Regions from separate parts of the Homo sapiens genome. Here region 1 is linked to region 2. The links are chromatin loops, found by intact Hi-C in ENCODE. Cell type or tissue: heart left ventricle. All regions are shown on one strand. Links, peaks and the distances in the headings refer to the core of each region. The heading gives the core; the rest is flanking DNA.

Region 1 (16,066 bases), core at 4,205-12,204, 53 kb after region 2:
CTGGAGGCCGTCGTAGCAGATGCCAGCAAGAGCGTCCAGATAATCCTGGAGGAAGAGGAGGGACATGCAGCTAGTGAAGGAGCGGGGGCAAAGCCTGCGGGCCGAGCTCTCCTCTGGAAGTCCCTCTCCCCCGAGCCTGGACCTGGGGTCTCCTGGCTGCTCCCCATCCCGAGCGCCTTGCAGCACCATTAAAGGTCCACACTCTGGAGCCTAACACAATGGGGCTTCTTGGGTTCACGCTGGAAACATTTGCTGAGCACTTACTGTGAGCTGGGCACTAAGAAGCTGGCTCTGAACAGGGCGGAGGAGGTTGCAGGGTGGGGAACCAGAGACGGGGGCACTGAAGCTGAGGCCAGGATGGCAAGAAGCAGCACACCTTGAGAAGAGGGGGCAAAGGGGACAGGCTTGGCCTGTTCAGGAAAGAGAGAGAACATAGGCCAGCAGGGGCTGGGTCGTGCTGGGCCTTGCAATGCGGGAGAGGAGTACGGACTTTTAAAAGGAGTCAGAAAGACATTGGAGGGTGTGGGAGTGGAAGGGATGTGATCCAACCTAGTCTGCAAAAGGACTGCTCTGGTTGCATGTGTGAAAGCTCATGGGTGGTGAGGGGGCAAGAGAAAGTGGGAAGAGGCCACTGTCTGCTGGAGGGGCAGGACCGGATCGTGGTGGAAGCCATGGAGAGAAAGAGAAATGGATGGATTCAGGGTACAGCTGAGAGGAGAGCTGCCAAGACTTGCTGGGGATTAGATGTAGAAGGGGAAGAAGAGAGGAGACAGGGGTGACTGCCATGTTCTTAGCTCTGAGGTCAGACTACCAGGATCTAAACCCAAGCCCCTGATGTGCCAACTCGGGACTCTTCAGTAAGCCACTTTATAAATACACGCACACACACCCCCCACACACATGCACCCCCCACATGCACACACACATGCACCACACACACCACATACATGTGCACACATGTGCACACAACACACATGCACACACACCACACACATCACAGACATGCACACACCACACACACGCACACACCACACACCCCACACACACATACAGGCACATACACATGCACCACACACACGCATGCACAGCACACATGCGCACAAGCATGCACATACCACACACATACATACACACATCACATATGTGCACCCACACAACCGCAGAAACACACCACACACGCACAGACATATACACCACAAGTGCACACACACGCACACACACACAGACACACGCACGTGCACACACACATAGCTGTATCTATGGATCTATCCATACACACGCACAAGCAAGTCAATTTCCTAGGAAATAACGTGTGGTTCACAGTATAACTGTGAGAACTGAATGACATACTGGATATAAAATGCACAGAACAGGGCCAAGCATGGAGCTGACAGCTGTGATGATGACAAAGACTGTCTGCACTAAATCCATCTGGGATGTGAAAGCTGTCGCCATACACTGGCTCACTGCTTTTGGGTGGGGGGCTCTCACGTGCTCCCCATGTGTTCCCTGCATCATTGTGTCTGTCTGATATTCCAAGTTCCTGGAAAGAAGACTCTGGCAATGGGATTGGGACATCCACTTGCAACCCAGGGAGACAGATGTGTTGAGGAAATGGCTAGGAGTCTGGACAATGGGGAACAGCCTCCCTTGCATTGTTCAGGGTCCCCCAGTGACCCAGAGCCAACCGCATCCAACCCTCCCATCCCGAACCCCTGGTCCCTTGTACTGAGTCTCCCTGTCTCAGCCCCTGGAGAAGCCAGGCACCCCCTCCCTTCCCATTATCTGGCTTCAGTTCCATTCCTGGGCCGGAAGGGGACCCAGGCCATCGCTCCCCTCGGCCTCTACCGGCTTTTCTCTGGAAGGTGTGGCCTGCTGGGTGCCCTCACACTCTCCACGTGACCCCAGGGTCCCCATGCACCTTGTGCAGCCCTCGGCAGTCCACCATGGCGGTCAGCTGGTGAAGGCTGGACTCTGAGGAGTTCAGCAGGAGCTGGATTGCAAGCAGGTCTTCCTGAAGCGGGAAGAGAGCGAGAGAGGCCGAGGGGCTGTGGAGGAGAGCTGGCGGAGAAAACCACCACAGCAGCTGTGCTCAGGGGCCTCTAGAGCCAAGGGAGGGAGCCGAGTCACGGGGGCGGGAGAACAGAGAGCCAGCAGCAAGCTGTGCACAGCCTGGCCCTGGGGCCGGGGCAGGGGAAAGGGCTGTCAGGGTTCATCTGGGGCTCCCCTCTTCCTGCACAGCTGCCTTACCTCTGCAGTGGAGAAGAGGGGCACGGCAAACTGCAGCAGCCCCGCGACCTGGATCTGCATGGTGGTAAGTGCGCGCTGGAAGGTGGTCAGGGTCTGAGCCAGGAAAGACACAGCCCCACAGTGAGGCTCCGTCTCCCAGGAGCCCCACAGTGAGGCTCCGTCTCCCAGGAGCCCCACAGTGGCTGAGGGGCCTATGCTCCTGCCCCTCCCACCCCCCCACCTGGCTGCAGCTGCACAGGCCCCTCCACTTGCAGGAAGTCTCCCCCTACTCCTCTGGCTTCTTGAGAGCTGCACAGTCTTCTCCCTGCTTGCAGCTCAGATGTGGTCTTTGGACCAGCAGCCCTGGCCTCACCTGGGAGCTTGTGAGTAGTACAGAATCTCGGCCCCACCCCAGAGCTCCTGGACAGCATCTGCATGGGAACTAGCTCCCGCATTGAGCTGCATATGTGTTAACCACCAATCTAGAACCCACGACCAAAAGCACGCCCCCCTCACAGAAGCAGCTAAGGAGAGGACCACAGTGAGGCAAGCAAGGCCCTGCCACCTCCGCCATCTTGGTCAGTGGTGAGGCTTAGGGTCAAGGGGGAGCGGCTGTGGGCAGGGTGAGGGCAGGCCTCGGGGGGCCATACCTGCTGGAAGGGGCTGCTTCCACTCTGGCTGCAATACAGGTAGTAGCGAGTCACCTCTGCAGGGCAACGGCATAACGTTAGGCAGCTCACAAATGACCAGATGAGATCTCTATCATCCTTGGTGGCCAAGCCAGACCTCCCTCCCCGTCCCTGAGCTCCCAAGGGAGGCACTTTCTAGGAAATGGCCTAGAGCATGAGCTGGACTTGAAGTTCAGGGTTGAGGAGGGGTTGGATGGCTACAGGGCTGAAAGAGGTAAGTAGGGGCACAGAGTCCGGCCACCTATGCATCCACAGCAGCAGCCTGAGAGTGTGTAGTTACCTGTGCTGATCTGGCCCTCCGTGACGTTCAGGATGAAGGTGTCAGGAGCCACACAGAAGTCACTGGTGGCCTGAGTGAGGGAGAGAGGGACGGGGTGGAGGAAAATCAGGTATCAGGACAGCGGGGCCCTGGGAGGAGCCGGGAGCCCATCACCCCAGCCCCTTGAGCTCCCTCCCAGGTGGCAAAGGACAGTCTGGAGCCAGCCTCCTGGGTTCAAACCTGGCTCTGCCCCTTCCTAGCTCTGTTGCCTTGGACAAGTTACTTATTCTTCCTGTGCCCCGGTTGCCTCATCTGTGACATGGAGATGATAATGCTATTCACCCAATGCAAGTAAAGTGCTCAGAAAAGTGACTGGGGCAGAGCGCATGCTGTTACTCTTATTCCCGAATGCCTCTTCTGGGACAGACCTTTGGGGGCCAGCATCCTGGGCCCCAGGGCAGCTGCAGGCTGTGTGTGTGGGAGTTCGTTACACCATGGCCTCATCTGCTGTTTTACATTTTGTCTTGCTATGATCAAGTGCTACAGGGACGGGTGTTCAATCTATGAAGCCTCCCCCAAACTCTTTCTAAAGAATGAGGTTGGTGCTGAAGCATCTGTGAGCCTTGGGTGCAGGTGCTCACCTGCCAAGACATGGGGTGGGAAGGGCATGGAGCTGAGAGGCGGCTGCCACTTATGAGCTGGAGGACCTGGCCCCACAGCACGGCCTGGCTAAGTGATTGCTAAGGCCCATGCGGCAGGGTGGGAGCAGACGCAGGCCCCAGGAGAGGCGGCAGCAAGGACATGGCCTCCAAGCCAGGCGCACCCCAGATCTGGCCTGGGGTGCTCTAGGGACTGGATAAACTGGGGGGCCTCCGCCTTCCAGAGCAGCCAGGGAGAGCTCAGGTCCTCTGGCCTGTTCCTTAGGGATGTCCCCCTCCTCTGGCACATGCTCCCCGGGCAGGGGACCCCTCTGAGTGCCCTGCTCTGCCGGTGGCCCCGTCCTCCTTCAGGAGCCACTGCCTCAGGGGTCCACAATAGAGCATCACTCACTAACTTGCTAAGTTGATAGACATTTATGGAGTACTTACTCAGTGCCGTGCAGGGTTCTAGCACCTAGAGGTTAGTGCATCACAGCACTTACGGTCTAGAAAATGTGTGTATAGCGAGGGTGCGGAATAACACACCCCTCCAGATACAGAGCTTCCCGAGAGCCCCACATGCACGCACGCGCACACACACACACACGCATGCACGCACGCACGCACGCACTTAAGACCCTGGGAGAAATGCTTTATACACAAACCACCAGCATTCATAATACATCAACCTGGCCTATTATTACCTATCAGAGCTGCGGCGCCAGCAGGCCTGGTGGTGTGCCCCCACCCCCTGGCTGGAGTGACAGAGAGTGCAGCCAGGCCCAAGTGGAGGATGGGGAAGCCTTGGGGAAATAAAGAGCGAGGCCACCATCTCAGTTTGGGTCACCCCCAAGAAGTTTGGGAACCAAGAAAGGAGAGGGACAGGAGGCTCCAGTCCAAGGCTCCACAGTGACATGGTCTTCCTCCTGCCTCTCTCCTCCTTCCCCTCCCAGGCCAGGCCTGCTCTTCACACCCCTTGGCCACCCTGGAGCCTCCATCTCCTGGGATAGGTGCATAGGATGGTTTGGGGTGTGGGACTCAGTGAGGAGTCAACTCTCCTATTAATGAAGACAAGCACCTGTGTGCGTGTGCATGTATGTGTGTGATGCCCTTGTGTGTGTGCATGTCGAAATGGTCCACCCAGATCTCATCTTGAATTCCCACATGTTATGGGAGGGACCTGGTGGGAGGTAACTGAGTCACGGGGGCAAGTCTTTCTCACGCTGTTCTTTTGATAATGAATAAGTCTCACAAGACCTGATTTTTTTTTTTTTTTTTTTTTGAGACAGAGTCTCACTCTGTCGCCCAGGCTGGAGTGCAGTGGCGTGATCTTGGCTCACTGCAACGTCCACCTCCCGGGTTCAAGCAATCCTCCTGCCTCAGTCTCCCGAGTAGCTGAGATTATAGGAATGCACCACTATGCCTGGCTAATTTTGTATTTTTACTAGAGATGGGGTTCTGGCATGTTGGTCAGGCTGGTTTTGAACTCCTGACCTCAGGTGATCCCCCTGCCTCAGCCTCCCAAAGTGCTGGGATTACAGGTGTGAGCCACCACACCTGGCAGATCTGATGGTTTTAAAAACAGGAGTTTCCCTGCATACGTCCTCTCTCTTTGCCTGCTGCCATCCATGTAAGACGTGACTTGCTCCTCCTTGCCTTCCACCATGATTGTGGGGCTTCCTCAGCCATGTGGAACTGTGAGTCCAATCAAACCTCTTTCTTTTGTAAATTGCCCAGTCTTGGGTATGTCTTTATCAGCAGTGTGAAAATGGACTAATACACGTGTGCATTACTCATGCCATGGTGATAGGGATGGCAGGAGAGGGGACAGGAAGGAGGTCACTGAGCATAGTTGGGGCAGGTGGGAGAGGCTGCCCAGTAACCAGCCCAGGTGATGGCTGAGCCTGCAGGCAGCTCCTGAGAATGGAGGTGTGGGTCTGAAGGGACCCCCGTGACCCTAGCATGATGACGATGAATGCACAGGAAGCCAGTGGTGGCCACTGTTTATTGGACATTTTCTGTGTGCCTCCCAGGATGAACCCACTCATCTTTCCCTAGCAACAGCCCTTTGAGGTAAGTCCTGTTATTCTCTGTGTTCACCTAGGAGGAAGCTGAGGCACAGAAAACCTCAGGAACTTTCCTGGGTTTCCACTGCTGGGAAGGGGTGAAGGGAGGATGTGGGCCCAGACAGGGTGGCTGCAGAGGCCACACTCCCACCCTCTGACTCAGGGGCAGGCCTGGCTGCCCCTTAGCTGGAGGAATCCCCTGAAGTTCTCTGTCCCCAGGCTCGGTGGCCAAAGCACTTGTGACAGCCATTGCCTCCTCCCTCACAGCTGAACCCATTTCCTTCCCCTTCCTTCTTCCAGGGCTTCCCAGCCTCTCTGCCTGCTCTAGCCCCTCACCCCAGACACCTCCTGACTCGCAGTGCTGACCACGAGGGGTGGCCCCAGGGCCTGGAAGCTTGGAGCTCCGCTGCTCCCTCCTCTCCCTGCCTCACCCAGAGCAGATCTCCAGGGCAGTGCTCTGTCCTCATGGAGTCCTTTCTAGGGACAGGGAGGGGTAGGGGTCGGGGGTGGGGAAGGGAGGCCTTGTCAATCCTCTGGCCCCATGGCTGTCAAAACAGGCCTCAGAGAGCAGGGTGGCATTGGGAGGCCACACAAAAGCTCTCCACAACAACCCCGGGACAGCCGGCCGCCCTCCCCGCCCTCCTGGCTCCTCCTCACCCGGCTTCCTATTAAAATGCAGCAGCATCTCCAGCCCGTCAAAAGCCCATTCAGCTCCACCGCCTGCTCCCCATCTCGCACTCAGGGGCCTGACTAGAGGAATTAGGGAAATGGCCTTTCTCCCCAGCTCCCCGCATTCCAGGGCGCCCAGCTGGGAGATTAAATGGCCTCTGGTTTTCGTGAACACTGAAGCCTGGTGAGAGGGAGGAGCCCCCACTGGGAGGGGCGGCCACCACAGGGCAGCTCACAGCGGCAAGCTGGAAGCCACCGCTGCCTCCAGAAGGCAGAGGCTGCCCAGAAAGCGGGATGGGGCCCTGGAGGAGTTCGCCGTGTGCTCCCTGCAGCTTCCCTGTGCGTGGCCCTGGCCCCAGAGGAGAGGCTGGAGGCCAGGCAGCTGCCTGCATCACCCTGGCCAGCAGTGGCACTGTTTACAGCCGTCCCAGCTCCTGCATGCTTTCAAACATGACTTGGGCCTTTTCTCGACCATTCCTTGGTCCGTGGTCACTGCACTGGGGTGGCAGGAGGCAAAGACAGAAAATGCCCCCTCTTCTCCCTTCTGCACAAGCCTCTGCCTAAGGTGCTAAGTCAGGCAGTGCCAGAGTCCCTGAGGGCATTGTGTCCACGCCCAGAGCTAGTGGCCAGCCCCCAAGTCACTGGACGAGGTGTGAGTGTGGTTAGGGAGCTTCTTGTACAAGCCACCCCCATCTTATCCTATCAAGCCTCAGGTCACTATGGCAGAACAGATGCATGTCCCAGGGTTAGTCTGTGGACTTTGAATCAGTGAGGGGTTCCTTGAATTCCCCTGGTAAACTGTGTTCTCTTCTATCACGTGCATGTGCATGAACACACACACACAAACACACACACACACACACACACACACACTGCACCTCCACTGTATCAAAGCCTGGGGTTGCAGTGATCTGCCTATGAGTCTTGCTTCCAAAGGCTGGAACTTTGTCAACAGCAAACATCACGTCCTCTTGGCTTCCGCAACCCCAGGCAACTTGTACCATCGAGTGCCACCCAGCAAACAATGTCAGCTGAGTGAATGAACAGCCTCATGCACACAGCTTAGCGCCAGTGTTAGGTCCTTTAAAGATCATGTGGACCCGCATAGGAAGCCCCCAACTTTTTTTTTTTAAGCCATTTTGAGACATCACATCCAGAAACATACAGCATGTGTGCTTCAGACCGCGGGAGTCCTGGGACATTGGGATGGAAGGCAAGTCAGACACCACATTCTACAGTCCCAGGGCCTGGGGAGCTGGCAAAGCAGCAGCTTCTGATGCGGGAGGGATTCCCCAGTCTGAGGCTTGGACCCCTACCCATTCTCAGGAGACCCGGTCAGTTCTTCACACCCAGAGAGAAGCGCCCTGGTCACCCAGGCACGCCTAAGCCTAAGCACGTGTAAGCCTAAGCATGCCTGGGCAGCCGGGGGCTTCTCTCTGGGTATGAAGCATGAGTGTCTTATCCTGGCTCTGACCCTGGGCAGTCCCCTTCCTTTCTCTGGGCCTGTTTCCCCATCTGTAACGAGAGGGGCCGGTTCAGATGACGCAAGTCCCTTTGGTTCTGAGATTCTGGGATTCTAGGTTAGGAGCTGGGACCGGAAGCTGGCCCTGCTTGGAGACACACCAGAGTGTCCTGGCAGACCAACCACCACCCACCACCCACTCCCTCCCCCAACTCACCACTGCCGCAGAGCCATCAGCGGCCAGGGATGCCCAACTGAGGAGCAGGCTCAGTGCCCCACAGCACAGCATCCTAGGAGAGAGGCAGGCGACAACGTTGGCAGGCGGGGTCCCCTTCCTCTCAGCCATCACCCCACCCACCCTGCCCCCAGACCCTTGCAATGGATCCAAAGGCAGCCTCAGTCCCTGCCCTGACGTGGGCCCTGCTCACTACTAGGAAAGGACCATGGAGCCCAGGTCCTTGAGGCTAAAGAGACCCAGGCGTGAGAGCACAGGCTAAGGGGGCAGTGTTGGCTAAGACGGCCAGAGGCTTTCATGCACGGACCCATGTTTCTTAGCTGCTCAACAGAGTCAGGCCCAGAGAAGGAGGAAAGCCTAATGCTTGCTCGTTTGGTGACCAGATGGTGAGTTGGTGGCTGCTGTCTGTCTCCTCTGCTGAGTGCTGAGGACGGGGCAGAAGGTGGCCTCAGGCAGCCTGGCTATTTTCCCCACACTCTGGAGCTGGCCAGGCCCTCGTCTCTCTCTGATGATGGCATCCTGCCCAGCTCTTTGTCCCAGGTCCACGGGTAGGGATACTCACGAGGCCAGGAGACACTTGGAGCGCTTGGCCAGTCCCAGGCAGGCAATGAGGCAGATGACCAGGTCCAGGATAAAGAGCAGGAGGTAGGAGAGCCACCTGGGTAGAGGGGCAGGGATGGTCAGGAGCAGCAGGGTGGAACTTCTGACCTGCTGGCCACGTGAGAGGCCTGCACGGCAGCCCTGGGACACACTGGACCCTCTACTATGGACATGCTGCCCAGAGCCAGCAAGCACCCAGCATGCGTGGGCTGAAGCCTCGGGAGCTGCACCCCCACTGCTGCCTGGACAAAGCTGTCAATTCACACCCCCTGCCTTCACCTCTAGGCTGAGTGTCAAAACCAGCACTGTGCACTAGAACTTTCCCCAGTGGAGGAGCTGTTCTAAATCCCTGCTGTCCACTCTCTTCTTTGCCACTACCCACAGGTGGCTACCGAGAACTTGAAATATGGCTTGTGCAACTGAAGAAATACATTTTAAACTTTACTTAATTTTAATTAATTTCAATAGCCACACATGGCTGGGGCTACCACCCTGGACAGCACAGCTCTGAAGTGTCTTTCTGCGGCCTCCCAGCAGGCATCGCCTAGGACCCTGCTTCCCTTTGCTTCTAGAACTCTCAGACAGCATCAGACCAGCCAAGGCCTGATGTTTATAGCCACAGATCTAACACAGCCCCTAAGGTGCCTGCCTCTTTGACAAACACTCAGCCTGGCTCCCCAAGGCCTCCCATCTTGCCCCCTTGCTGGATGGGATCCATAACTTAAGACTTTTAGGTTCAGGACAGGCGCAGTGGCTCACGCCTGTAATCCCAGCACTTTGGGAGGCCAAGACGGGCAGATCACTTGAGGCCAGGAGTTCGAGACCAGCCTGGCCAACGTGGTGAAACCTCATCTCTACAAAATATACAAAAATTAGCCAGGTGTGGTGGCGGGCACCTGTAGTCCCAGCTACTCGGGAGGCTGATGCAGGAGAATCACTTGAAACCAGGAGGCAGAGGTTGCAGTGAGCTGAGATGGCGCCATTGCACTCCAGCCTGGGCCACAGAGTGAGACTCCATCTCAAAAACAACAACAACAAAAAACTTCAGGTTCATTTTTAAACAACATTTGTGCCAGGCACTGAGCTTGGCACCAGGGATACCCAGGTGAGTGGGCTCGTTTCTGACCATCAGAGGGCTCAGTGTGGAACCCGGGAGTCCAGGTCAGGGTACCTACAGCCCTGCAGACCTCCAGCCTCCTCCAAGCCCTTCATTCCTCTGGCCTTTTTGTCCCCAGGGCTGGACTGATGGGGAAAGGCAGTCACACCCCAGCTGGGAGACCTTGGTAAGCCACTTCACCCCTTGAGACCTTGGTTTCCATATCTGTAGAGGGAGCTGGAACCCCTCATCTCACAGGGCCAGAGGAAGGATTAAGTGCTTGCTAAATATAAAGGTTGATGGGGCAAGGCAGCCAAGGACTTCAAAGGCCCTGCCCTCCTGCTTCTCCAGAGAACAGGCTGAAGAATCAAAGTATCTTAAGCCAACGGACACTGAGAAGACCCCAAACAAAGTGCCCTCGTTCCTTTCCCTTCCACACAGGTCCCCAAGGTGGTCCTCACAAGGCCCAGTGGTCTCCCCTGGCAGCCATGCCCTTTACCCTGTGCTGGGCACCAGCGGGAGAGTGGACAGAGGAGGGGCGGGCACAGAGACAGGGGCTTCCCCGTCCCCAAAGAGGGAAGTATTTGGATCATTATTTCTCTTGCTGCAAGAGCCAAGTAAAGTCGCTGACCTCTCCTCTCCAGCAATGGTTTTCTGCTTCACTGACATCATAAAGGGGAAGACGGAGTTTGGAGCGTGGGCAGGGAGTGCCCTGGAGCTGGCAGAAAGTGGCAAAGAGGCTCCGAGGGAGAGAGGGGAGGGAGCAAGCTGGAGGCCTGGCAGCCAAGGGAGGTTCTTTCTGACTCCCCGAATTGAGGCTTACTGCCAAAAGAAGGGGACTAATCAAAGTCCTTGTCTCTGCACGAGCAGGGGGCAGCACACACTAGGTCTCTGGGGTTCCCCGGAATGGAGCCGGGGGCTTTGGGGAGTGGGCAGAGCCTGCTGCCACCAAGAAGCCAGTTTCCTTAGACTTAGCTCAGAGCTGGAAGGAACCTCGCAAACCATCTAGTGTTTGGATCACATTCTTATTTTTACACGCACACACACACACACACACACACACACACACACACGTATTATAAATACCGGGTCTGTCTATGTTGTCCAGGCTGGTCTCAAACTCCTGGACTCAAGAGATCCTCCTGCCTCAGCCTCCCAAAGTGCTGGGATCATAGGTGTGAGCTGGATCCCATTCTACAGATTAGTACAGATTAGAAAGCCAAGGCCCCTGGTGGGGAGAGCCTGGCCCAGAAATTCCACATTGTCTACATCAAGCTTCCTGCAAGGGACACAGCCAGCTACAGGGCACCTCTCGAAATACCCAGTTCATGTTTCAAACTTAAAGATTTCTTCTCACCACTCGCCTCCGCTCTGCAGAGCAGCAGGAAATCCAGTTAGGGGTGCTTCTAACCCACTCTCTGTGGCTGTGATTCAATGTATTTTCCCTGCCTCCACGCCTCATGTTGTCAGGGGTTCCTGGAAACATCTCCTCTAGGCGGATGTGTTTTCCCAGAGGAGCTGGGCGAGGACTGGGGGATGTATTCCTAACCAAGAACTCGGCTCTGCCTGCCAGAGCCACTCCCACCCCGGCTCCCTCTTCCCTCAACCGTAGCCTCTCAAAGAGAGGAGCCCCTTGGCTTTTTATCTCCTCCAATACTTCGCCCCGCCTTGTATAAAAATGCTAGGAAATATCTGCTTTGCTGCATGGTTATGCTCAAGGACTATCCCAAAAGCAAAGACAGGGGCCCTTCAGGGGAGGGCTTTTTTTGCAGAGCAGCTCAGGTGAGAGGAGAAGCCACAGATGGAAGCAAAGACAGGAGAAGGGGTAGAATATCACTGATGTTCAGGCGCCATAGGTGCCAACCTTGGACTAGACCTCTGCTTTTTTTTTTTTTTTGAGACAGAGTCTCACTCTATTGCCCTGACTGGAGTGCAGTGGCGCAATCTCGGCTCACTGCAGCCTCCGCTTCCTGGGTTCAAGCAATTTTCCTGCCTCAGCCTCCCAAGTAGCTGGGACTACAGGCGTGCGCCACCACGTCCAGCTAATTTTTGTATTTTTAGTAGAGATGAGGTTTCTCCATGTTGCCCAGGCTGGTCTCGAATTACTGGCCTCAGGTGATCCACCCACCTCAGCCTCCCAAAGTGCTGGGATTACAGCATGAGCCAAACCTCTTCTGCCTCAACCCGAATAAGCAGTGGGGAGTTGGGGATGGACTCACAGGGGGTCCTGTCAATCACCCACGCTGAAATAGCTGATGTGCAGTTGACACCATCCTTCCACTATTTTAATACCATCGCCTTAACAATAAGCCGCCTTTGATATGTAAATTCTGACTTAATTCCATCAGTGTCATTAACAAAATGCCCACATGAGGCCCTTAAACATACACAGTCCTCTGCTAGGTGTGCTCAGAGAAGAGTGACGTTAAAATGGGTCCTGCCCCTGCCTGACATAAGATTTCGAAGGCTCAGGCAATGAATGGCCCATGCATCAGGAGAATCATCAGACACCCCTGTTTTGGGGCCACAGGAGGTCACAGACAGTCCTTAGAGCTGGCAGTTTCCTTCTGTCCCTTGGGAGGGAGGCTCTTTTGCCCATGAGCATCCATCTGCTGGGGAGTGGGGCCAAGGTCCCTTCAATCCAGAGCATCCAGGACATGGCGGAGATGCAGGGACTGGACGGGCTGGGGAGGCAAGGTGTGGGGAGGACCCCCAGAGCTGGGGACTTCATGAGCTCCCTCTGCTCAGGGACCTGCCACCTCCTATTTTTGGGAAGGGGAGAGGCCCCTGGACTCAGTCCAGCAGTGACCTCCTGGAGTGGGGCTTTATGACACAAGGGGACACAAATCCAGAAAACAGAAGTAAGTTGTGCAACCCTGAGCTAAAGGCTCTGACGTTCATCAATGGCTTGAAGAGGAGCCAACAAATGGAGGGTGCGGGGAGGGATCCAAAGAACTGACACTCGCTCCTCCTGACTCATGCTTCCCCTCCCCACGTGCCTCCTCCATGCTAGGCCCGGGCCCTGGGAGCACAAGCCCAGGCCATCATTCAGCCGGGAGCCCTCCAAAGGCTGGGGCTGCTGCCTCCTTCCTGTGCTTTCCACGGAGCAAACTTCGCTGGACCCTGCACCTGGAGAGGGGCAGCAGGTCCCTGCTCCGCCGATTGTGTCCAGTGCCTCTGGCTAGGCTGGGATTTGGCAAATGGGGAGGCAGGGGAGATGTAAACAAAGCCCCAGAGGTCAGATGACACGGGCATGAGTTTGTACACCTAAGTGAGGGTGGTGCCCCTCAGTCCCCATCACTCAGGTTCTACATAAGTGAGGCTGGTCTGGGCATGGTGGCTCATGTCTGTAATCCTTGGACTTTGGGAGGCTGAGGTGGGAGGATTGCTTGAGGCCAGGAGTTTGAGACCAGCCTGGGCAACAAAGCAAGACCCCTATTTCTAAAAAAAAATTTTTTTTTTTTTTTTGAGATGGAGTTTCCCTCTTGTTGCTGAGGCTGGAGTGTGATGGCATGATCTTGGCTCACTGCAACCTCCACCTCCTGGGTTCAAGCAATTCTGCTGCCTCAGCCTCCCAAGTAGCTGGGATTACAGGCATGCGCCACCACGCCCAGCTAATTTTGTATTTTTTAGTAGAGACAGGGTTTCTCCATGTTGGTCAGGCTGGTCTCGGACTCCCGACCTCAGGCGATCTGCCTGCCTTGGCCTCCCAAAGTGCTGGGATTATAGGTGTGAGCCACCAGTCCCAGCTGCAAAAAAAAATTTTTTTAAACTAGCCAGGTGTGGTTGTATGCCTGTAGTCCCAGCTACTCAGGAGGCTGAGGCGGGAGGATCACTTGAGCCCAGGAGTTCAAGGCTACAATGAGCCATGATCACACCACTGCACTCCAGCCTGGGTGACAGAGTGAGATACTGTCTTAAAAAGAAAGAAAAAAAAAGTGAGTCTGGGGACACAGCCTCATTCCTCCCTTGTGCCTCCTCCACGCTTAGGCCCAGGCCCTGGGAGCACAATGACTTGTAGGTCAGAGCCTCCCCTGATGGCAACTTCTTAGCACCCTTAGCCGGGTGCTCATCTCCTCAACCCCCCATAACCCTGTGGCTGTGTCTGTGGATACAAGAAATCCTGTCCCATGAACTCTGGCAGGCGAGGAACCTATGAAGCATGTGGCGTTTCCACCCTGCACCAGCCACGAAGAATGCTAGTCCCAGAGAAGCACCCCACCGTGTGCGGGAGGCTGAGGCCAGGTCCAGCCTTTGGCGCGGGGAGTGTGAGCACATCCCTGTCCTCTGTAGCCTCTGCTGCCTATCTATTAAGGAGGCTATCCTGCATGCTCACCACGTGGCCCCTGTAAGCCCCCATGTTCTCCTGATTTTGGCCAATGGCTTATCAAGACTTTCTGGTGGGCTGGGCATGGTGGCTCACGCCTGTAATCCCAGCACTTTGGGAGGCTGAGGCCAGTGGATCACTTGAGGCCAGGAGCTCGAGAGACTAGCCTGGCCAACATGGTGAAACTCTGTCTCTACTAAAAATACAAAAATTAGTCTGGCGTGGCGGCACACACCTGTAGTCCCAGCTACTTGGGAGGGAGGCTGAGGCAAGAGAATCTCTTGAACCCCGGAGGTAGAGATTGTAGTGAGCTGAGATCGTGCCACTTCACTCCAGCCTGGGCAACAGAGCAAGACTCTGTCTTAAAAAAACAAAACAAAAAAAAAATACTTTCCAGTGGCCCTTCTCCACCTGGAGCTCAACATGCAGGTTTGGATAAACAAAGCTGATGTAGCCGCTGCTGCCCCTCCCTCTGCCTCCCACCGGTCCTTCACCTGTAGTACTCCACGTAGCCAGTCTGGTCGGATAGCTTGGTCAGCTCCATGGTGACCTCCCTCCACACGGGCAGTCCTGAGAGCTGAACAACAACGCTGCCCGCCATCTGCTGTATGAACTTCAGGGTCTGCAGGTAATCGCCCCGGGCAGCAAAGATCTCACTGAGCCGGGCCAGGTGCTGCTCTAGGTCCACCTTCATCTTCTGGGTAGTTCCGGAAACCTAGGGAGGAGCAGGGGGCAAAAGCCATGGAGGTAGAGCTTCTGATTCTCATCCCGGAAGAGGTCTTTGCAGGCAGCAGAAGGTGGCCTGGCCAGGTGCGATAATTACGCTCATGCCTGTCATCCCAGCACTTCGGGAGGCTGAGGCAGGCGGATTGCTTGAACCCAGGAGTTTGAGACCAGCCTGGGCAACACAGTGAGACCCTGTCTCTACAAAAAAATATATAAAAATTAGCCAGGTGTGGTGGCATGTACCTATAGTCCTAGCTACTTGGGAGGTTGAGGCAGGACAATCACTTGGACCCGGGAGGCGGAGTCTGCAATGAGTCAAGATCGCACCATTGCACTCCAGCCTGGGCGACAAGAGTGATACTCTGTGTCGAAAAAAAAAAAAAAAAAGCTGGCCTGGCCTGCTTAGGCATGAATGAACACACCATGCTGCCCCAGGCCTGAAGATCTCGAGCCTGTGCCCCTGGAGGAAGGACTGAAGACAGAGGCCGCCACTACCCACCCAGTCCTCATGTCCCTCAAACCAGGGGGCAGTCCCTGACCTGGCCTTAAACAGGATCTGGGCTCCGAGAGAGAGAATGCTGGCGCCAAAGGAGCACACCATTATGTGTTGCAGGCTGAGGCCAGGTCTAGCCTCTGGCGCTGGGAGTGTGGGCACATCCCTGCCCTCTGGAGCCTCTGTTGCTCTCTACTAAGGAGGCTATCCTGTGTGCCCACCACGTGGCCCCTGCTGTAAAGGGCTGGAATAAACGTATGCATTCATTACTATACCTTACTATATACAGAGACACCCAGATGGAGAAACCAACAAAATAATCCATTATTCTTTGAAGATTCTCTTAAAACTTTCAGCACTTTGGCTTACAAATTCTCTTTTAGAGAAACAGACTCTATGTTGCTACCTTGACCTTGTATCCCCACAATAGGATTTCTAATTGTTCTATAAGAGAAAAGCTTTGTTGTGGCACTAGCCGCAGCACACCGGGTCCTGAACGCTGAGTGAAGGCAGGACAATGGGACTTTGCAAAAACAAAAACAGCTGCGATCCTGTCTCTGAGGAGCCTGGACATGAG
Region 2 (13,838 bases), core at 3,421-11,420:
AAGAACAGCTGAGTGAGGTAGGGGAGGGGCACACTGAGGGGAGGGCCTTTGTCAACGGGCTCAGATGTCCTCTGCAGCTGGTGAACCTGCCCCTATAGAACTCCCAGGTTTTAGGCAGAGGTTGCAGTGAGCCGAGATCATGCCACTGCACTCCAGCCTGGCCTACAGAGCAAGGCCCTACCTCAAAAAAAAAAAAAAAAAAAAAAAAAAGAAAAAAGAAAAAGAAAAAAGAAAAGAAAAGAAAAAAGAACTCCTAGTTTATTTATTTATTTCTCGAGACAGGTTCTGGCTCCATTGCCCAGGCTGGAGTGCAGCAGTGCGATCTCAGCTCACTGCATCCTTGACCTTCTGGGCTCAAGCAGTACTCCCACCTCAGCCTCCCACGTAGGGACCACAAGCACACACCACCAGGGTCAGCTAATTTTTGTATTTTTGTAGAGATGGAGTCTCCCTATGTTGTCCAGACTGGTCTCAAACTCCTAAGCTCAAGTGATCTGCACACATCGGCTTCCCAAAGTGCTGGGATTACAGACCTGAGCCACTGCACCTGGCCCCCCAGCTTTTTTATTTTTATTTTTTTAAAAAACATATTGTTTTATTATGCAGTTTTCTTCTACCAGAAAATTACTAAAATGATAAATATAAAATCTCTAGAAAATACCCAGAACATGGCCAGGTGTGGTGGTTGAGGCACGAGAATCACTTGAACCTGGGAGGCAGAGGTTGCAGCGAGCCAAGATCATGTCACTGCACTCCAGCCTGGGCAAGAGTGAGACTCTGTCTCAAAAAAAAAAAAAAAATCAGCCTGGCTTGGTGGCATGTGCCTGTGGTCCCAGCTGCTCAAGAGGCTGAGGCTTGAGCCCAGGAGGTGGATGTTGCAGTAAGCTGAGATTACACAACTGCACTCCAGCATGGGCAACAGAGCAAAACGATGTCTCAACAAAACAAAACAAAAACCTGGGCTTCAAGTTGGGCGTCAAGGGCAAGTGGAAAGACCAAGCTTGAGAGGTCCAGAGAAGAAAGTATTCAAGCCGACTGCACGCCGCCCGTCAGTGAGCCAGAGAGAAAGGCCACCCAGATCTGAGTGGCCCATCGTGCCTCTAGCCTCAGACTTCATGGTGGGCTGCAGGTGGACACTCTGGGCCTCAGAGTTGGAGCCCTGGGTTTGAGTCCCAGCTTTACCAGGTACTAGGACTCACAACCTAATCTCATGAAGACTCATCGTGTGTGTCTGGCAAGTACGGATAATAACATTACCCCACGAGATGGTTGTAGGCGACTGCACAAGCTTATTAAATCAGGCAGCCACAAGTGTCCAACACACAGTGTGCACCCTGCAAGGGCCAGGCATGGAGGAGATGGCCCTAGTAGTGATGTGGCTGCATGTCTAGCACTTGGCCTAGAAAGCCTTGCCTCTGGGACAGAATGTTTTCCTGAGCCCTCGCCACCCCAACCTCCCTGCCCAGTGCCTTGTCCTCTGGGGAGGGGGTCAGTGGAATTGTCTCCTCCTTCCATCAACATTCATCTCTCAGCCTTGAGCTAGGGTTGCCCAGGTATGTTCGAGGCCAGGGCCTCCCAAAGCCCTAGGAATGATGGCCCATGACCCCGAAGCAAACAAGTGACACCCCCAAGGGGGAACCAGGCCTGGGCTGCACTAAGACGTAAACCAAGACTCAGCCCAAACCAAAAGCCAACAACAAGGGAAAGTTGTCTTCTTACTCTAGCGAGGAAGTCTTCCTTTACTGCTTCTAGGAAGCTTCCCTCCTCTAACACATTTGCACTATGCTCAAACTGATATTTCCTGTTTTTCTTTTCTTTGTTTTTTTTTTGAGATGGAGTTTCGCTCTTGTCGTCCAGGCTGGAGTGCAATGATGCGATCTTGGCTCACCGCAACCCCCGCCTCCCAGGTTCAAGCAATTCTCCTGCCTCAGCCTCCCGAGTAGCTGGGATTACAGGCGTGCGCCTCCACGCCCAGCTAATTTTGTATTTTTAGTAGAGATGGGGTTTCTCCATATTGGTCAGGCTGGCCTCGAACTCCCAACCTCAGGTGATCCGCCCGCCTTGGCCTCCCAAAGTGCTGGGATTACAGGTGTGAGCCACCGTGCCTGGCCCTTTTTTTCTTTTCTTATGTAGGGACAGTGTCTTGCTATGTTGTCCAGGCTGGTCTTGAACTGCTGGGCTCAAGTGATCCTGCCACCTCAGCCTCCCAAAGTGCTGGGATTACAGGTGTGAGCCACGGCGCCTTGCCTCACATTGATATTTTTCTTCTTTTTCTTTCCTTCCTTCCTTCCTTCCTTCCTTCCTTCCTTCCTTCCTTCCTTCCTTCTTTCCTTCCTTCCTTCCTTCCTTCCTTCCTTCCTTCCTTCCTTCTTTCCTTCCTTCTTTCCTTCCTTCCTTCCTTCCTTCCTTCCTTCCTTCCTTCCTTCCTTCTTTCCTTCCTTCCTTCCTTCCTTCCTTCCTTCCTTCCTTCCTTCCTTCCTTCCTTCTTTCCTTCCTTCCTTCCTTCCTTCCTTCCTTCCTTCCTTCCTTCCTTCTTTCCTTCCTTCTTTCCTTTTCTTTCCCTCTCTCTCCCTCTCTTTCTTTCTTTCTTTCTTGGTAAAGACTGGGCGGGCGGTGGGGGGGGTCTCATTATGTACCCAGGCTGGTCTTAAATTCTTGGCCTCCCAAAGTGCTGGGATTACAGGCGTGAGCCACCCTGCCCGACCTGAACTTTGATATTTCTTTGTCATTCTCAGTGACTGAACACCGAGACCATGCTTGTGCTCTGGTTTTCCAAGGAGCCTGCTTTGACCTCATTTTCCTCTCCAGTACCTCTTCCTTCCCCAGAGGAAGGCAGGTGACCAGCCTAGGGACCCCGTGCCAGGCAGGGCCAGGACCTGGGTTGGAGTCCAGGCCTCCCGATGTTGGTCCTGGGCGTGACCTTCCCCACAAAACAGGGCTTTTCTGGAATTGTTCTGTCAAAAGATTGCCCTCTGTGTTCAGCTGGGCCACTGGCCAAAAGATGACTTGGTGCCATGATGACTATGGTGTCCTTCTTCGAGAAGCTCTGCTGCCCCCTGCTGGAAAGTTGTTGTAAAGGCCACACACGTCTAGGATGGCTGCAGTGAGGGTGGCCTCCCTGGGCTGGTGCTGGGTTCCACGAGCACCTGATATCCTAGCAATGGCCTGTCTTTAGCCCTGGCTGCCCTGTCAATGCAAGTCGGGGAAGGGACAGCAAGGGACACTCACCAAAGTAGATTCGAACTCCAGGGAGATGGCCCCCAAGGCATTTTCCAACTGTTCCTTCTTGGTGATGTCCAAGATCACAACTTCAGTGGGCTCGCTCATCTTTCGGATGTCCCACCACATGACCTGGTGGGAGGAGGGGCGACAGTGAGACTTCGAGGCCCTGTATTTCCCCTGGCTTTTGCCTTCTCCGCCCTCACCCCACCGTCCTGGGGTCAGCCACTGGGCCACAAAGGATGGAGCTCCCGGCAATTCGTGGGAGCAAATACACTTTGAGGATTGCTGTTCTGTCCACAGTTCCCACACCTGGCTGATCATCAGAGTCGCCGGCAAGCTTCATACAACCCAGATGCTGAGGCCTCGCCCTCGACCTACTGAATCAAAACCTCCAGGTGCAAGGCCAAGAATCGGTATATGCCAAGACTCCCCACAATAAGGCAATATCCGGCAATGTTAAAAATGCATGTGTGCTCCGACCTAGAAGTCCCACTGCCAGCAATGTCTGCTGTAGATATATCCCCGCATGTGTGCAACAATCTGTGTATAAAGATGCTCTTTGCTGTATTTTTTGGGGGGTAGCAACAAAATATTAGAATCCATATATAAATTATGGTACACCCACATGATGCAGTTATTAATAGGCATGGGGCAGCGGTGTATGAAATATGAAACTATCTCCAAGGTACACACAATGGAAAACATCGAGTACAGAATAGTGTGTGAAGTGTGCAAAAAGAAAGAGTAAAGAAGAGAGAGGTGTGTTTCCTTGCATACGCAGAGACTAGCTCTGAAGGCAGACATAAGAGAGGGAGGGAGGGGAGGAGGTGCAGGCAGAGGTGAGAGGAAGGCATTTTCTTTTTTGCACCCTTTAGATTCTGTTCCGTGGGCATGTATTATCACTACTCAACTTAAAAATAAAGTGTTAGGCTGGGCGCAGTGGCTCATGCCTGTAATCCCACCACTTTGGGAGGCCAAGGCGGGTGGATCACCTGAGGTCAGAGTTCGAGACCAGCCTGGCCAACATAGTGAAGCACCATCTCTACTAAAAATAAAAAATTAACCAGGCATAGTGGCAGGCGCCTGTAATCCCAGCTACTTGGGAGGCTGAGGCAGGAGAATTGCTTGAACCCGGGAGGCAGAGGTTGCAGTGAACCAAGATCGTGCCATTGCACTCCAGCCTGGGCAACAAGAGTGAAACTCCATCTCAAAATAAAATGTGTTAAAGGAAATGTCCCCAGGGGTTCTGATGGGGAACCAGGGAACAGTTACTGCCCCTCCCTTCCCTCCTCTCTCCAGTGTCTGGCTGGTGGGTACCTGCCCATCCGTGGAAGCTGAGAAGCACTCGGTGCCCGTCTTCGACTGCAGCCAGATGGTGCCATACACAGGGTCTCGGTGGCTGGACTCAATGGTGGATAGCTCCGCCACCAGGCTGCCCTTTCGGGTGTCCCAGCAGGCTGGTGAGGAAGGAGATGAAGAAGGAGTGGAAGGGGGCACAGGCTTCCTTCCTTAGGGCAGGGAGCAGGGGAGAGAGGGGGCTGCTGCTTCTGGTTTGGCAGGTATGTGGTTTTCTAGAATCAGGGCTTGGTTCAAATCAGCCTGAGTTTCCTACCAGCCTCTACAGACTCTCTGGAGAGACTCCCAGAGTGCAAGCTTCATTCAGTTCCTTGAGCCCCTCCCAGGCATTGACTCCCTACCCAACACTTGGCCCTGGGCAAGCCTCTGGGGATAGGACAGGCATAGTGGCAGGGGAACACATGAGGGTGGTCAGGGAAGGCCTCCTGGAGGAAGTGACAGGTAGCTGAGATGGAAGATGAGCCTCAGGATGGAGGGAGCCAGGCGAGAGGAGAGCCGAGTCCCTAACGTAGGGAAAAGCACGTGGAAAGACTCCATTTAGGTGAATCTCTCTGCTACATTAGCCCATTTCCTCTTATCCTTTGTACCTCTGCTGCCTCTGTTGGAAAGAAACTCACAGAGGAGCTTTAGCCTTTACTGTGATCTGTTATTAGTGCTTTGCCAAGAAAGATGGAAAGGTTATCTGTCCTTTGTCCTGTTAGATTTCGTTTCCATTTTCCCATGAATGCACAATGAGGGCTCACCCTGTCACTCAGAGCTGTTTCTAGGAAAGGCCGTTTTGTAAAATAACAAAAGTACTTAGCTCGTAAGCTTTGACTTAGTATTTCTCCAAGTTCAAGGCATTTTCCCTGAACTCAGCTGGCCCAGAAATATGTTTTCTTAGATACGCCTGCTCAGCCAAGCACAGTGGCTCATGCTTGTAATCCTAGCGCATTAGGAGGCCGAGGCAAAAGGATTGCTTGAGCCCAGGAATCCAAGAGCAGCTTGGGCAACATAGTGAGACCCCGTCTCTACAAAAAATTTAAAACCTAGCTGGGCATGGTGGCACATGCTACTCGGGAGGCTGTTACTCGGGAGGCTGCCTGCTACTCGGGAGGCTGAGGTGGGAGAATTGCTTGAGCCTGGGAGGTTGAGGCTGCAGTGAGCCATGATCGTGCCACTACACCCCAGCCTGGGTGACAGAGCAAGACCCTGTCTCAAAAAATAAAAATAGGCCAGGCCTGGTGGCTCACACCTGTAATCCCAGCACTTTGGGAGGCTGAGGCAGGTGGATCACTTGTGGTCAGGAGTTCAAGACCAGCCTGGCCAACATGATGAAACCCCATCTTTACTAAAAACACAAAAAAATTAGCTGGGCGTGGTGGCAGGCACCTGTAATCCCAGCTTCTCAGGAGGCTGAGGCATGAGAATCACTCGCACCTGGGAGGCAGATGTTGCAGTGAGCTGAGATCATGCCATTGCACTCCAGCCTGGGCAACAAAGCAAGGCTGTCTCAAAAACAAAACAAAAAATAAAAATAAATAAAAATAAAAGATAAGCCTGTTCTACTTTGGCAAAGCAGTGCTCAAGAGTAGGTCCCACTGGGTCCCACATGGCCCTAGAGGGGCCCTTCTTGGAGCAGCGGAGCACCAGAGTCTGGGCTGGTATGAGCTGGCATGAAAAACCACTGAAAGAGGTTATGAATAATGACTGAGTCAAGGCTCTTGAATTAATCATGGCAAAGTGGCTCTGCCTCAGTCTTTTAGAGCTCTGGCACCCAGATAGTTTGGCAGGGACGTTTATGGGAGCCCGGGTCTATTCCATAATCTGAAAGCTCCCCTGGGCAGGAGGCAGCAGGTCTGAGAGGGAGATCGGGGCCTTAGGAAGCAGCTGACTACAGACAGCTTCAGAGGAGGAGTTTCTCAGCCATCCTGGCTCCCACTCCCGAAGAAGCAGCAAAAGTATAAGAACATACAGAGCAGAGAGGAGTGGGGAATGCTTTTTACGCCCAGGGTCAAGACTGGCCTGGGTGTAGTCATGGGTTGGGTGTCTGGCGACTCCAGGTTCAGGGGAACAGAGCAGGTAGGGACATTCAGAGCCAACCCAGGCAGGTGACTTCTGATCTCACTGGAGATTAAAAAAAAAAAAAAGCAGTTTGGGCTGGGCTTGGTGGCTCACGCCTGTAATCCCAGCACTTTGGGAGGTCAAGGTGGGTGGATCACTTGAGGCCAGGAGTTTGAGAACAGCCTGGCCAACATGACAAAACTCTGTTTCTATTAAAAATACAAAAATTAGCCAGGCGTGGTGGCATGCACCAGCCTCTGGGGAGGCTGAGGCAGGAGGATCGCTTGAACCCAGGAGGCGGAGGTGGCAGTGAGCTGAGATCACACCACTGTACTCCAGCCTGGGTGACAGAGCAAGACCCTGTCTCAAAAAAAAAAAAAAAAAGTCTGGGCACGGTGGCTCATGCCTGTAATCCCAGCACTTTGGGAGGCCGAGGCAGGCAGATCACGAGGTCAAGAGATCAAGACCATCCTGGCTAACACAGTGAAACCCCGTCTCTACTAAAAAAAAAAAATACAAAACATTAGCTGGGCGTGGTGGCGGGCACCTGTAGTCCCAGCTACTCGGGAGGCTGAGGCAGGAGAATGGCATGAACCTGGGAGGCGGAGCTTGCAGTGAGCCAAGATCGTGACATTGCACTCCAGCCTAGGTGACACAGCGAGACTCTGTCTCAAAGAAACAAACAAACAAAAATCAGTTTTCCAGGTGTGCCATCAGCAAAATCCGTGAAGTAAGGACCTCCAAAAATTCTCTCCTCCATAATAGCAGTGAGAAAACTGGCAAAAATGGTCAGAATCAACTTTTTCAGAACTCTGGAAATTAGCCAGAGGCTTAGGGCAGTCGGGAGAATGTTTATTCAAGAAAAACAGCAGAATCTTGGTAAGAACAGTGGCATTTTCACTTGCCCTAGTTAAGATCGCACACTCTGCAGTTCCGTGGTGGCCTTGAAAATTCACATTCTGCACTCCTGATGAAAAACAGCAGCCTGGCGCCACAAGAGGGAGCAGAATGAGGCTGGAGCTCCTTTCAAGTCTCATGCCCAAAGAACTGTCATTATCTGACCGGTCTGGTGGTTCCCTGATAAGGCTCCTCTTGCAAGGTTGGCTGTAATTGACTTGGTTCAGCCTTTGCCTGGTGTGAAAAGTCTTTTCATCAGGGTGTAATTGCAGGCAACTGACTAACTTTGCAGCTTCCTGAGGCAGTGGATAACAGGTGGGGAAAGGAATAGACCTACCGAAAAGCTTAAAAGGAAAAGCTGGGCCGAGTACAGTGGCTCACGCCTGTACTTTGGGAGGCTGAGGCAGGACTGCTTGAGGCCAGGAGTTCACAACCAACCTGGTCAACATAGCAAGACCCTGTCCCTATTTTCTTTCTTTCTCTCTCTCTCTCTCTCTCCCTCCCTCCCTCCTTCCCCCTTCCTCTCTCTCTCCTCTCTCTCTCTCCTCTCTCTCTCTCTCTCTCTCTTTAAAGGCAAGATCTCACTATGCTGCACAGGCTAGTTTCAAACTCCTGAATGCAGGCGATCCTCCCGCCTCAGCTTCTCAAAGTGTTAGGATTACAGACGTGAGCCACTGTGCTCAACTTCTATTACATTTAAACAACAAAAGTAAATAAGTAAAAGGAAAAGCTGAAGCATGATGTGTCCACAGGGCTTTGAAAAGATCTGACATATTCCTGGGAGTCTAGAAGGTCACAAGCATGGATAGAGCTGTGTGCACGCCCAGAGCTGTGTCATGCTCAGGAAAACCGATAAAGCCCTAAACTCTCTGGCTGACCTCATCTCTGCACAGACACTAAGGCAGAGTTGACAACTGCCTGGCTGAGTGTAAAGGCATGCTCACACACGCACACAGAGCCCCTTAGCAGAGAAGGGGAGATTTTTTGGTGACAAATGCTTAAGGAAATCTTTGTTCAATCATTAACTAATCACTAAGCTAAGCAGAGACTATAAGTGGTCACACGTGACAGGGAATACAGACTTTCCAGAACTAGCTAAGAAAATGTATTAATGAAACAAAGAACAACTACAACAAACAGCAACAACACAAACTCTGGGAGGTATGTCAATCTGATTTGCAAAGTTGCCACATTAAATCATACAAAAAGTATAGTTTTTAATAAAAAAAAAATTATAAGACATGCCAAGAAATACAAATGTATGGCCCAAACACAGGAATAAAAAAGCAATAAATAGAGATTGTCCCCAAGAAGCCCAGATATTGGACTAACTAGACAAAGGCCTCACATCAGCTATGCTAAACATGTTCAAAGAACTAAAGGAAGTCACATCAAAAGAACTAAAGAAAAGCATGAGATGATCTCTCACCAAATAAAAGATACAAATAGACAAAAATCATTATCATTATTATTTTTGAAGACAGAGTTTCGCTTTGTTGCCCAGCCTGGAGTGCAGTGGCACAATCTCAACTTACTGCAACCTCTGCCTCCTGGGTTCAAGCAATTCTCTTGCCTCAGCCTCCCAAGTAGCTGAGATTGCAGGTGCACTCCACCTCACCTGGCTGATTTTTTTTTTTTTTTTTTTAAGTAGAGATGGGGTTTGACCATGTTGCCCATGCTGGTCTTGAACTCCTGAGTTCAGGTAATCCACCCACCTCAGCCTCCCAAAGTGCTAGGTTTCCAGGCACGAGCCACCACATCCAAATGAGACAGAAATTATTTTTAAAAGAAAGAACAAAATAGAAATTCTGGAGTCATTAACCAAAATAAAAATATAGCAGAGAAGCTACAGGATGGCATATTTGAGCAGGCAGAAGAATCACTGAACGTGAAGATGGGTCAATTGAGATTATGTAGTCTGAGGAATAGAAAGAAAAGAGAACAAAGAAAAACAGAGTCTAAAGACCTATGGGACACCATCAAGCATGCCAACATACACATAATGGAAGTCACAGAAGGAGAGGAGAGAGAGAAAGGGTAGGAAAGAATATTTGAATAAATAATGGTTGTAAATATTCCATATTTGATTTTTAAAAAAATAATCTACACATCCAAGAAACTCAATGAATTCCAAGTGGGATAAACTCAAAGATATCCATACCTAGAAACATCATAATCAAAGCTGAAGACAGAGACTCTTGAAAGCAGCAAGAGAAAAATGACTCATCACATACACAGGATCATCAATAAGATCAATAGCTTAAGTTGAGTGTGGTGGCTCACGCCTGAAATCCCAGCACTTTGGGAGGCCAAGGTGGGAGAATTGCCTGAGGCCAGGAGTTCAAGACCAGCCTGGGCAACATAGCAAGACCCTATCTCTACAAAAATTAAAAAATAAAAAAGTAGCTGAGTGTGGTGACGTGCACCTGTTGTCCCAACCACTCAGGAGGCTGAGGTGGGAGGATTGCTTGAGCCCAGGAGTTTGAGGCTGCAGTGAGCTATGATCACAGCACTGCGCTCCAGCTTGGGTGACAGAGTGAGACCTTGTCTCTAAAAAAAAAAGAAAAGAAAAAAAAAAAAGAAATGATAAGGGAATTAAAATGGTACACTAGAAAATACGTGGCACAAAAGAAGGCAGTTATGGAGAAAGAACAAAAAGATGTAAGACATATAGGAAAAAAAAGCAAAATGGCAGATGTAAACTTTATCAGTAATTAAATTAATGTAAATAGATTAAACTCTCCACTTAAAACCAGAGATAGATAGAATAGATTAAAAGGAAAAAACCACGATCCAAGCTGGGCGTGGTGGCTCATGCCTGTAATCCCAGCACTTTGGGAGGCCGAGGTGGGCATATCGCTTGAGGCCAGGAGTTCGAGATCAGCCTGGCCAACATGGTAAAACCTCATCTCTCCAAAACTACAAAAATTAGCTGGGCGTGGTGGCATGCACCTGTAATCCCAGCTACTCGGGAGGCTGAGGCAGGAGAATCGCTTGAACCCAGGAGGCGGAGGTTGCAGTGAGCCGAGATCACGCCACTGCACTCCAGCCTGGGTGACAGAGTAAGACTCTGTCTCAAAAACAAAACAAAACAAAACTATGATTCACTTGTATGCCAGCTACATGTAATCTACAAGAGACATACTTTATTTTTTTATTTTATTTTTATTTTTTTGAGATGGAGTCTCGCTCTGTCACCCAGGCTGGAGTTCAGTGGCATGATCTCGACTCACTGCAATCTCAGCTTCCCAGGTTCAAGCGATTCTCGTGCCTTAGCCTCCCAAGTAGCTGGGATTACAGGTGCGTGTCACCACACCTGGCTACAAGACATACTTTAGATTCAAAGAGGCAAACAGGTTAAAAGTAAAAGGATGGGGAAAGATATACCATGCAAATGGTAACCAAAGAGGGCTGGAGTGCTTATCTCAAAGACAGACTTTGAGATGAAAAATGCTACTAGAGACAAATGAAGACATCATATACTGATAAAAGGGTTAATTCACTAGGAAAACTTAACAATTATAAGCATGTGCATGTACCTAATAACATAGCCTTAACATACAGGAAGCAAAACCTGACAAAATTGAAGGAGAAATAGACAATTCAACAATAATAATGGCAGACATCAGTATCCTACTTTCAATAATAGACATAATTACTACGTGAAAGATCAACAAGGAAATAGAAGTCTTGACCAACACTATAGACAAGACCTCCCAGACAACTATAGAAAACTCCACTGGACAGGCCAGGTGCGGTGGCTCACGCCTGTTATCCCAGCACTTTGGGAGGCCGAGGCGGGCGGATCACGAGGTCAGGAGATCGAGACCATCCTGGCTAACACGGTGAAACCCCGTCTCTACTAAAAAAAAATACAAAAAATTAGCCCAGCGTGGTGGCAGGCACCTGTAGTCCCAGCTACTCGGAAGGCTGAGGCAGGAGAATGGCGTGAACCCAGGAGGCAGAGCTTGCAGTGGGCCAAGATCGCGCCACTGCACTCCAGCCTGGGCGAAAGAGCAAGACTCCGTCCCAAAAAAAAAAAAAGGAAAACTACACCGGACAATAAGCAGAATATAGTCTTCTCAAGTGCTCATGGAACATTCTCCAGGATAGACAATATGCTAGGCCATAAAACAAGTCTCAATAAATTTTAAAAGACTGAAATCAGGCCAGGTGTGGTGGTTCATCCCAGCACTTTGGGAGGCCAGCCAAGGCAGGCGGATCCCTTGAGCCCAGGAGTTTAAGACCAGCCTGGGCAGCATGATGAAACCTTGTGACTAAAAAAACTACAAAAATTAGCCGAGTGTGGTGGCACATGCCTGTAGGCTCAGCTACTCGGGAGGCTGGGGTGGAAGAATTGCTCGGGCCCAGGAGGTCGAGGCTGCAATGAGCAGTGATTACACCACTGCACTCCAGCCTGGGCAACAGAGTAAAACTCTGTCTCAAAAAAAAAAAAAAAAAAAGAAAAAGAAAATGATTATAAGGGAATACTGTGAACAATTAAATGTCAACAAACTAGACAACTTGATGAAATGGAAAAGTTCCTAGAAAGACAGAAACTACCAAAAGCAATTAAAGAAGAAACAGAAAATGTGAAGAGGATCTATAACAAATAAACAGACTGAATTGTAACTTTTAAGCTTCCAATAAAGAAAAGCCAGGGACCAGATGGCTTCACTGATGAGTTCTACCAAACATTTCAAGAATTAATAGCGGCCAGGCATGGTGGCTCACGCCAGTAATCCCAGTACTTTGGAAGGCCAAGGAGGGAGGATCACTTGAGGTCAGGAATTTGAGACAAGTCTGGCCAACATAGTGAAACCCTAACTCTACTGAAAAAAGACAAAATTAGCCAGGCGTGGTGGCATGAGCCTGTAGTCCCAGCTACTCAGGAGGCTGAGGCAGGAGAATCACTTGAATCCGAGAGGTGGAGGCTGCAGTGAGCTGAGACTGCACCACTGCACTCCGGCCTGGGCGACAGAGCGAGACTCCATCTCAAAAAAAAAAAAAATTAATATCAATTCTTCACAAACTTCCAGAAGGGAATACTTCCCAACTCATTCTATAAGGCCAGTATTACCCATATCCGTTAGCATGTAGGTTTCCCAGAAACCTCTCCCAAAATAGGGCTCCCCAACGCTCTCATCATCCCTTTATGGCGGCCCCTAGTCAAATATTCTCTGATTTTACTTGAACTATAGTTTTTTAAAACTGTTTATTTTGAGCTAATTTTAGACTTACAGTAGTAACAGGAGACACTGCTGAGGTGTCAGCCAAACCTGCCTCACCCGTGTCTGCAGTTGGTCAGCTATGGGAGGCCCTCACCCCACTTAGTCTTCTGTGGCCGAGCCCAGGCTGCCATGTGGGCTCTGCCCTATAGCAGCAGGATTGGCTCTGACTATGAATCTGGGTCCCGGCCAGGTGTGGTGGCCCACACCTGTAATCCCAGCACTTTGGGAGGCCCAGGTGGGTGAATCACCTGAGGTCAGGAGTGCGAGACCAGCCTGGCCAACATGGTGAAACCCTGTCTCTACTAAAAATAACAAAAAAATTAGCCAGGTGTGGTGGTGGGTGCCTGTAATCTCAGCGACTCGGGAGGCTGAGGCAGGAGAATCACTTGAACCCAGGAGGCGGAGGTTGCAGTGAGCCAAAATTGCACCACTACACTCCAGCCTGGGAAACAAGAGCAAAATTCCATCTAAAAAAAATAAAAATAAAAATAAAAAAGCCTAGGTCCCTCCTTACCTATCTGTCCATTGTAGCAGCCACCCAGGAGTACGTGGGAATCTTTGGGGTTGAACTCCAACGTCACGAGTGGAGACGATGGCTTCAGAGCAAGTTCAGGCTTGTTGGGGTTTTCTATAAAGCACAAAAAAATTATCCCCACCAGGCCCGGAAAGAAAAGGACAGGATCAACCAGTTTCACCCCTTCTGCGGGTGGGTAGCGGGGGCATGGTGGCAGAGGGGGAAGCCTGGAAGCCCCTCCAGTCTTTCCCCAGCCTGCACCCCCTGGTCCACCTTGGCCAGAATCTGGCATTCTTGACCCTAGGGGCTTTGCTGATGGTTTTTATTTTTGGTGAACAGGATTGGGGTGTGCGTATGTGTGTGATAATTATATTTCTAGTCCAGTTCCTAGGTTTGGTGTGAAACGAGGTTTTGATACTAAAGTTTTTACACAAAGTCAACTCTCTGCCGGTTTCTTCCAACCAGGTCTGTGGACTGCAGATAATGACGGAGTCCACCCCATAGGGCTGCTGCCAGAACTCGCTGAGCTGTTGGAATGTCGGGCGTTAGCTCTCTGCCTGGCACCTACATGTTTA

What was found. A loop is a pair of places that touch in the nucleus more often than their neighbours do. Peaks named below come from ENCODE experiments on the same cell type or tissue, not always from the same donor. Only the 100,000 strongest peaks of a DNase experiment are listed, where the experiment ranks them.
Region 1: it touches region 2 in a loop (4-fold over the local background); 7 of 110 quality-filtered maps call a loop at or near these places.

The regions. Positions count from the first base shown.
Region 1 is chr17:74,236,213-74,252,278 of GRCh38, reverse strand. It overlaps TTYH2 (tweety family member 2), which reads right to left. Exons shown (of 14, transcript NM_032646.6): 4 at 14,765-14,985; 5 at 8,810-8,905; 6 at 8,230-8,302; 7 at 3,199-3,268; 8 at 2,880-2,935; 9 at 2,251-2,343; 10 at 1,922-2,014; 11 at 1-45. Among named protein-coding and RNA genes, the nearest start is that of DNAI2, 30 kb to the left of the region's middle. RefSeq lists an enhancer at 6,503-7,397. In heart left ventricle, for the core only: no CTCF peak of the experiment used is centred there; DNase peaks (open chromatin) are centred at 8,748 and 10,667; H3K27ac peaks cover 334 bases.
Region 2 is chr17:74,290,559-74,304,396 of GRCh38, reverse strand. DNAI2 (dynein axonemal intermediate chain 2) reads right to left here. Exons shown (of 14, transcript NM_023036.6): 6 at 13,264-13,377; 7 at 4,540-4,679; 8 at 3,229-3,351. Among named protein-coding and RNA genes, the nearest start is that of DNAI2, 23 kb to the right of the region's middle. RefSeq lists a silencer at 7,602-7,836. In heart left ventricle, for the core only: a CTCF peak has its summit at 7,614 (motif pointing right); a DNase peak (open chromatin) is centred at 7,636; H3K27ac peaks cover 1,669 bases.